Regions from separate parts of the Homo sapiens genome. Here region 2 is linked to region 1. Evidence: read pairs that join two places in POLR2A ChIA-PET (ENCODE). Cell type or tissue: Caco-2. All regions are shown on one strand.

Evidence for each region. Peaks named below come from ENCODE experiments on the same cell type or tissue, not always from the same donor. Only the 100,000 strongest peaks of a DNase experiment are listed, where the experiment ranks them.
Region 2: POLR2A ChIA-PET joins it to region 1 with 5 read pairs; 2 of 35 experiments call an interaction of 5 or more read pairs at or near these places.

Annotation. Positions count from the first base shown.
Region 1 is chr19:1,639,412-1,643,411 of GRCh38, reverse strand. All of the region lies in intron 3 of TCF3 (transcription factor 3), which reads left to right. Among named protein-coding and RNA genes, the nearest start is that of TCF3, 11 kb to the left of the region's middle. In Caco-2, no CTCF peak of the experiment used is centred here; no DNase peak of the experiment used is centred here.
Region 2 is chr19:1,475,318-1,479,317 of GRCh38, reverse strand. It overlaps C19orf25 (chromosome 19 open reading frame 25), which reads left to right and starts at 103. Exons shown (of 3, transcript NM_152482.3): 1 at 103-155; 2 at 413-544. The coding sequence starts at 415. RefSeq lists enhancers at 1-56, 418-918 and a silencer at 277-326. In Caco-2, no CTCF peak of the experiment used is centred here; a DNase peak (open chromatin) is centred at 37; H3K4me3 peaks cover 1,058 bases.

The DNA of each region.
Region 1 (4,000 bases):
TCATCTCTACTAAAAATACAAAAATTAGCTGGGCGTGGTGGCGCACACTTGGGGTCCCAGCTACTCGGGAGGCTGAGGCAGGAGGATTGCTGGAGCCTGGGAGGCGGAGGTTGCAGTGAGCTGAGATTGCGCCACTGCCCTGCAGCCTGGGTGACAGAGCCAGACCCTGTCTCAAAACAGAAACGAAACAAAAAAGGCATTAGAGATTAACGAATAGGAAACCAAGATTTTCTGGTTGTCTGGATCGGAAGACATTTAAAACGGGAATAATTTTCGTACGCCTTCTCCCACCCACCGCCTCCCATTTTTGGAAACCCTCAGGCACAGGTCTCTGAGTGACAGCCTATCTTCTGCCAAGACAGACAGGCTCTGAGGCCACGGGAGACACCAGGAAATTGCTTATTGACGGACCAAAGGAAAGTTCTTTCCTATTTTTCATTTCCCCGTCGCTTTCTCTGTCCGTGCGATTGTAAGTGTGACACACGGTCAGAGTGAAAATCCACAGAACGGCACCTCCGCGTTCTGCTTTAAGAGGAAACCCCGGGAGAACCTGGCGCATGGGTCATTTCCTCCGGGTGCGTGTCTGGGAGTGGAATTGCTGGGTCCCTGGATGCTTTTTCACATTGAAAGCGTCCCTTGTGACCGGGCGCGGTGGCTCAGGCCTGTAATCCCAGCACTTGGGAGGCCAAGGCAAGAGGAGTACCTGGGACTAGGTGTTCGAGACCAGCCTGGCCAACGTGGTGACAGCACGGCCTGTCTCATTTAATAGGTGACAAAGATCGTGTCCTTTCACCTGCCACTTGTTTAATAGAGGGCGGTGGTCTTCTCGGAAGGGGATTGACCCTGTGAATGGCTCTCTGGTGAATTTTCTGTTACTCTCTTGGGCCCTCGTCCTTGAAGTTGATCCACTTTTTATTCTGAAGTCTTTCGGGATTCACAGGAAGTGGCAGAGTGTTCTCCTCTCACCTAGCCACCCCCAGGGGTACCGTCCCGCCCACCCGTGGTGCTGCGTCAGACCTAGGAAGCCGACATTGGTGCCGTCCACAGATCCTGATCAGATTCCACCGGCTTTACACGCACGTGTGTGTGTCTGTGTGTGCGTGCGGGTGTGTGTCTGTGCGTGTGCGCGTCTGTGCGTGTGCGTGCGTGTGTGCGCACGTGTGTGTGCGTCTGCGCGTGCGTGTCTGTGCGTCTGCGCGTGTGTGCGTGTCTGCGTCTGTGTCTGCGTGCGTGTGTGTACGCGTGCGTGTGTGTGTGTGTGTGTGTGTGTGTGTGTGTGTGTAGTTCTGTGCAGTTTTGAGACATGCACCTTCTTTAAGCCCAGGAATCACCAATCTGTTCTTCATCTGTACGATTTTTTTTTTTTAGGGACCAGGTCTCACTCTGTTGTCCAGACTGGAGTGCAGTGGTGTGATCATAACTGACTGTAGCCTTGAAGTTCTGGGCTCAACTGATCCTCCCACCTCAGCCTTGTGAGCAGCTGCGACCACCTAATTAAAAAAATATGTATTTTGTAGAGGGCTGGGTCAGCGGCTCACACTGGTAATCCCCAGCACTTTGGGAGGTTGAGATGGGAGAATTGCCGGAGCCCAGGAGTTCAAGACCAGCCTGGGCAACATGGAGAAACCCTGTCTCTGTTTAAAAAAAAAGAAAAATTTCAGCTGGGTGCGGTGGCTCACACCTATAATCCCAGCATTTTGGGAAGCCAGGGTGTGTGGATCACATGAGGCCAGGAGTTCAAGACCAGCCTAGTCAACGTGGCGAAACCCCGTCTCTGCTAAAAATACAAAAATTAGCTGGGCGTGGTGGTGCGTGCCTGTCATCCCAGCTACTCGGGAGGCTGAGACACGAAAAGCACTTGAACCTGGGAGGCGGAGGTTGCAGTTAGCTGAGATTGCGCCACTGCACTCTGGCCTCGGGGACAGAGGGAGACCGTGTCTGAAGAATAAAAAAATATTGTCTAGATGGGGTCTTGCTGTGTTCTCCAGGCTGATCTTGTATTCATGAGCTCAAGTGATCCTCTTACCTCAGCCTCCCAGAGTGCTGTGATTACATGTGTGAGCCACTGTGCCCAGCCCAATTTTTCACTTTGAGTATTTTGTGTAAATGGAATCCTATAGTTTGCAACCTTCTGAGATTAGCTTTTATTCTGTTACGTTAGCATAATTCCCTGGAGATCCAGCCAAGCTGTTGGCTGTATCTTTTTTTTTTCTTTTTATTGCTGCCTCATTAACTTTTTTTTTTTTTTTGAGACCGAGTTTTGCTCTTGTTGCCCAGGCTGGAGTGCAGTGGCACGATCTCAGCTCACTGCAACCTCCGCCTCCGCCTCCGCCTCCTGAGTTCAAACGATTCTCCTGCTTCAGCCTCCTGAGTAGCTGGGAATATAGGTGCCTGCCACCATGCCTGGCTAATTTTTTGTAGTTTTAGTAGAGACATGGTTTCGCCACGTTGGCCAGGCTGGTCTCAAACTCCTGACCTCCAGTGATCCACCCACCTCGGCCTCCCAAAGTGCTGGGATTACAGGCGTGAACCACCGCGCCTGGCCGCCTCATTAACTTTTTAACAACATCAGTAATACAACAATTTACATCACTTTTTTTTTTTTTTTGAGACGGAGTCATGCTCTGTCACCCAGGCTGGGGTGCAGTGGCGTGATCTCAGCTCACTGCAAGCTCCGCCTCCCAGGTTCACGCCATTCTCCTGCCTAGCCTCCCTAGTAGCTGGGACTACAGGTGCCGGCTAAGTTTTTGTATTTTTAGTAGAGACGGGGTTTCACCTTGTTAGCCAGGATGGTCTCCATCTCCTGACCTTGTGATCCGCCCGCCTCGGCCTCCCGAAGTGCTGGGATTACAGGTGTGAGCCACTGCTTACATCAGTGTTTCTTGAGCACTGTGCATTGGACACAAAGCTTGGCTTATTCACTGGGAATTCTCAGTTCTAACAGGTTAGCGAAATAGGTGTAATTATTACCGTATTTTACTGGTAAAGAAGCTGAAACTTAGAGAGTTTAGTAACCATTGCGCTAATTTTTTGTATTTTTAGTAGAGGCAGGGTTTCACCGTGTTAGCCAGGACAGTCTCGGTCTCCTGACCTGGTGATCCTCCCGCCTCGGCCTCCCAAAGTGCTGGGATTACAGGCATGAGCCACCGAGCCCGGCCTCATTTGGCTGTTTGATAATGTTTGTAGGCGCCTGTCTGTCCACCCGTGCCAAAAGTGCTGGGATTCCAGGCCTGACCCTCTGCGCCTGGCCCCGTTCGGCTCTTTGATAACGTTTGGAGGCGCCTGTCTTTCCACCTGCGCAGGGAGGCTGAGGGCGCCGCGGTCCTCAATGCGCCAACTTTTAGGTGGTTTCTTTGTTCTTGACTCGGCTGCCCTGTGCATTTTCTCTCTCTCGTTGATTTTTCTTCTGGAGAATCTGCTTCATTGGCAAATCGATATTGATCAATTGATCAATTTTCCTCTTTATCGGCATTTCTTCTCTTTCTAAAGTTTTTGGTGACTTTCAGATCACAGGCCCCTTTTGCTGACTTCTGCCCTCTTCTGTTCCATCAGTGTGGTGTTGAGGGTTCCACCCCGTGAACCCCATCCCATTGGTTTCCATAATGCATGTTTTTCTCATATTACTGACATTTGTTCCTTTTTTTTTTTTTTTTTTTTTTTCCTAATTTCCTCTTCAGGTCAGGTTGCTTCAGAGGTTTCTGAGTTCCAAGTTGGAGGTCCTTTCTTGATTTCTAGATCTCCAGTGCCAAAACTCAGCTTTGGCTTAAACGGTAGCTACTGTTTGGAGGACGCAGAGCTCCTCTGCCGAGGCTGAAACATGGATTATTTTTGTCCTTCTTTGTGAGTACTTGAGGGATAGTTGGATGTGGAGCTGCGAGGCCTTTGAACCATATTTAGATTTTTAATCTGTTTAATGTCAGGCTGAGAGCAGCGCCATCCCCCTCTGTTCTGTTTGTCGGTTTCTCTGTTGACGTATTTAGATGCCAGGATTGTGGGCTTG
Region 2 (4,000 bases), 160 kb after region 1:
TCCCTTTAAGACGGGGCGGAGCCCCGCGATGAGCGGCGGGCCGGCGGGAGAGGAGGCCGGAAGTGTGTGTCACGTGTTCGGGGACGGGGCGGTGCTCCGACCGGAATCGGAAGTGGCTGCGTCGTCGACGCTGGGCTTTCGGGTCCCGCGCCCAGGTGGGAAGAGGCCGGCGACTGGGGTGACCGCGGGGAAACTGAGGCAGAGGTTGAGCCAGACCCTGAAGCCTTGGCCACCGTGTTTTTGGGCGGAGGGAGGGTCAGGGCCTGGGGCGAGCTCAGAGGGGCGGGACAGGGCGGGCTTCCCCGGGAGCGGGACCGCGACGGGTGCGTACGAGTTCGCTGGGCGGGAGGAGCAGCCCGGGCAAGGGCGGAGAGGTGGACGCCCCGGTCAGCGCCCCCTTCCCCGCCTTCAGAGATGGGCTCCAAGGCAAAGAAGCGCGTGCTGCTGCCCACCCGCCCAGCGCCCCCCACGGTGGAGCAGATCCTGGAGGATGTGCGGGGTGCGCCGGCAGAGGATCCAGTGTTCACCATCCTGGCCCCGGAAGGTAGGGGGAGCCCGGTCCCGGGGAAAAGCGGACCTGAGACCCCGGCAGCAAGGGGACGGGAGAGAAGCACACCCCTAACTCCTGACCCCACGCCCTGGGAACCCCCGCAACATGGGCACGGTCCGTATCCTCTCCGAGTCTCCCTCTACTCCTCCGTAGAGTGGGACCGATTTTCAGAGGGTTCTTCTGACAGGGGTGGAGGCCGGGCGCTGTGGTTCAGGCCTGTAAGCCCAGCACTTTCGGAGGATGAGGCGGGAGGATCGCTTGAGCCCAGGAGTTCGAGACCAGCCTGGCCAACATGGTGAAACCCCGTCTCTGCTAAAAATGAAAAAACAAAACAAAAACAAAAACAAAAACAAAACAGAGTTAGCTGGGCATAGTGGCAGGCGCCTGTAATCTCAGCTACTCGGGAGGCTGAGGCAGGAGAATCGCTTGAACCCGGGATGCAGAGTTTGCAGTGAGCCGAGATCGCACCACTGCACTCCAGCCCAGGTGACAGTGCGAGACTGTCTCAAAAAAAAAAAAAAATTACTGGGTGTGGTGGTGGACACTTGTAGCCCCAGCTTCTTGGAGGCTAAAGTGGGAGGATACAGCCTAGGCAACACAGCCAGACTGTGTCTCAAAAATAAATAAGTGGCCGGTGCGGTGGCTCACGCCTATAATCCCAGCACTTTGGGAGGCCGAGGTGGGTGGATCACTTGAGGTCAGAGGTTGGACACCAGCCTGGCCAACATGGTGGAACCTTGTCTCTACTAAAAATACAAAAATTAGCCGGGTGTGGTGGCATGGGCCTGTAATCCCAGCCACTCAGGAGACTGAGGCAGGAGAATCACTTGAACCTGGGAGTCGGAGGTTGCAGTGAGCTGAGATCACGCAACTGCACTCCAGCCTGGACCACAGTGAGACTCTGTTTCAATAATTATAATAATAATTAATAAATAGAAATAAATAAAGTAAAACAGAGGTGGTAAGCTAGGGCCCCCCAAACCCTGCCCCTGGCTGTTTTTTTAAGGTCTGGGAGCTATGAATGGACTTCACATTTTTAAATGGGGGTGGGTGAAAAAGAACATTTCTGACACCTGAAAGAGGTATGAAATTCAGATTTCAGTGTTGGTAAGTAAAGGTTTACGGCACACAGCCAAATGATTCACATACGGTTAGTGGCTGCTCTCACACCAGAAGGGCAGAGTTGAGTAGTGGGAGCAGAGACTCCAGCCTTTGGCAGGAAAGCTTGTCCACTCCTGATTTACGAGGTGGAAGCTAGTCAGAGACCAAAGGATTCAGCAGTGCAGTTGGGTGAATTTTGTGTTCTGGATGAGGCTCATTCATTCATTCAACAATCCTTTTCTTGAGCACTTCCTGTGTGCTGGGCTCTGCGCTTAGAGCACTGCTAATGGACAAGTGAACAAAAGAAACAAGAATGTCTGCCCCAGGCTGTTCTGGGGCTGGCGGGAAACAAATGAAGATGAATCGGCCAGGTGCGGTGGCTCACACCTGTAATCCCAGCACTTTGGGTGGCTGAGGTGGGCGGATCATTTGAGGTCAGGAGTTCAAGGCCACCCTGGCCAACATGGTGAAACCCCGTCTCTACTGAGAATACAAAAACATTAGCTGGGCATGGTGGCGCATGCCTGTAATCCCTGCTACTTGGGAGGCTGAGGCAGGAGAATTGCTTGAACCCAGGAGGCGGAGGTTGCAGTGAGCTGAGATCGTGCCACTGTACTCCAGCCTGGGTGACAGAGCAAGACTCTATCTCAAACAAAAAAAAAAAAGAAAAAAGAAAATGAGCCATGTGGAATGATAGAAACTGTGAATTTCTAAGGGAACATTTTTAAAAAGTAATATTAGAAAATTCTGGGGCCAGGTGCAGTGGCTCATGCCTGTAATCCCAGGACTTTGGGAGGCTGAGGCAGGAGGATGACTTGAGGCCAGGAGTTCAAGACCAGCCTTGGCAGCATAGCAAAACCTATATCTACCAAAAATACACAAACTAGCTGGGTGTGGTGGCATGCACCTGTGGTCTTAGCTACTCAGGAGGCTGAGGCAGGAGGGTTGCTTGCGCCCAGGAGTTGGAGTCTCCAGCCTGAGTGACAGAGTGAGACCCTGTCTCTGAAAAAGAAAAAAAGAGAAAAATTGAGTTGTGTTTTCCCTTTAGACATATTTCAAGTGCCCAGGAGCCACACATGGCTGGTGGCTGGTGTGGACCAGCATCGGTGGGAGGTGTGCGCATCATCTGGAAGGTTCTGTGGGCCGGTACTGGTCAAGGTGCATGAGTTGGTTTTATTCCCAGCATGCAGTTCGGTCACCTGAGGGTGCTGGGGCCGTGGTTTGAGCTTCATGGGCTCAGGTCCATGGCCGTTGAGTGTGGCGAAACTGAGGCACGCTGTGCGGGGGACGGGGGGCGCTCACAGAAGGTAGGGGGCCTCCTGTGCCTTCATCCAGGCACTGCCCGGCCTTTCCCACCCTGTTGCTAAAGCAGGTGATGACAGAGGTGATTTGATCAGCCCAGACCCGTGCGGCACGTGGAGCCTTCGTCCGTGGGAGACCACACTGCCGAGGGGCAGGCCAGAGCCGAGGGGCCCCTGACGCTTCTCTGAGTGACCCTGAAGTCGGTGCTGCTTCAGCCCTGCTGCACTGGGCTTGCATACGTGGGGGAGCAGGGAGCCATACGTAGTTTCTGCTGAATGTGGGAGTCACCAGGACGTCAATGCCCACCTCTCACCTTCGCCACCCCTGCCTCCCTAAGTGTGTGCTCCAGGAGGTTGCACGGCCCCTGGAGAGGTTTTCGGTGGCGGGCTTGTTGCGTCTCTGGCTTCCAGAGACAGCAGGAATGAGAGCCAGGCCAGCTCAGTGGAGTCCATCCCGGTGGGTGCCACGGCTTTTGCAGGAATGGAAGCCCCGCCCCCAGGAGGGCCACTGCTGGCGAGGCTTGAGCTCTTTCTGTGACCCGATCCCCCTGGTCACACGCTTTGCTAAGGCGGGTAGCCTAGAGCTGGAAGCCCCTCCTGCCACCCAGCCACTGTGCCTCTCCCAGCTGATGGACGAGGAAGCCTCCATTACTTGATTTTTGTTTTTATTTATTTTTGAGACAGGGTCTCATTCTGTCACCCAGGCTGGAGTACCGTGGCACGATCATAGCTTATTGCAGCCTCGGCCTCCCAGTCTCAAGCGATCCTCCTGCCTCTGCCTCCAGAGAAGTAGGGACCACAGATGCGTGCTACCACGCCCAGCTAATTTTTGTATTTGTATTTTTTGGTAGAGATGGGGGTGTCACTATGTTGTCCAGGCTGGTCTCTAACTCTTGGGCTCAAGTGTTCCTCCCGCCTCGGCCTCCCAAAGTGCTGGATTACAGGCGTGAGCCACCACACCTGGCTGCATCCGTCATGTTAAGAAGACCCCGGCTGGCAAGCTCACTCGGGGACTGCAGGGAACCCTGCCCTTTGGGGGCAGTAGTGA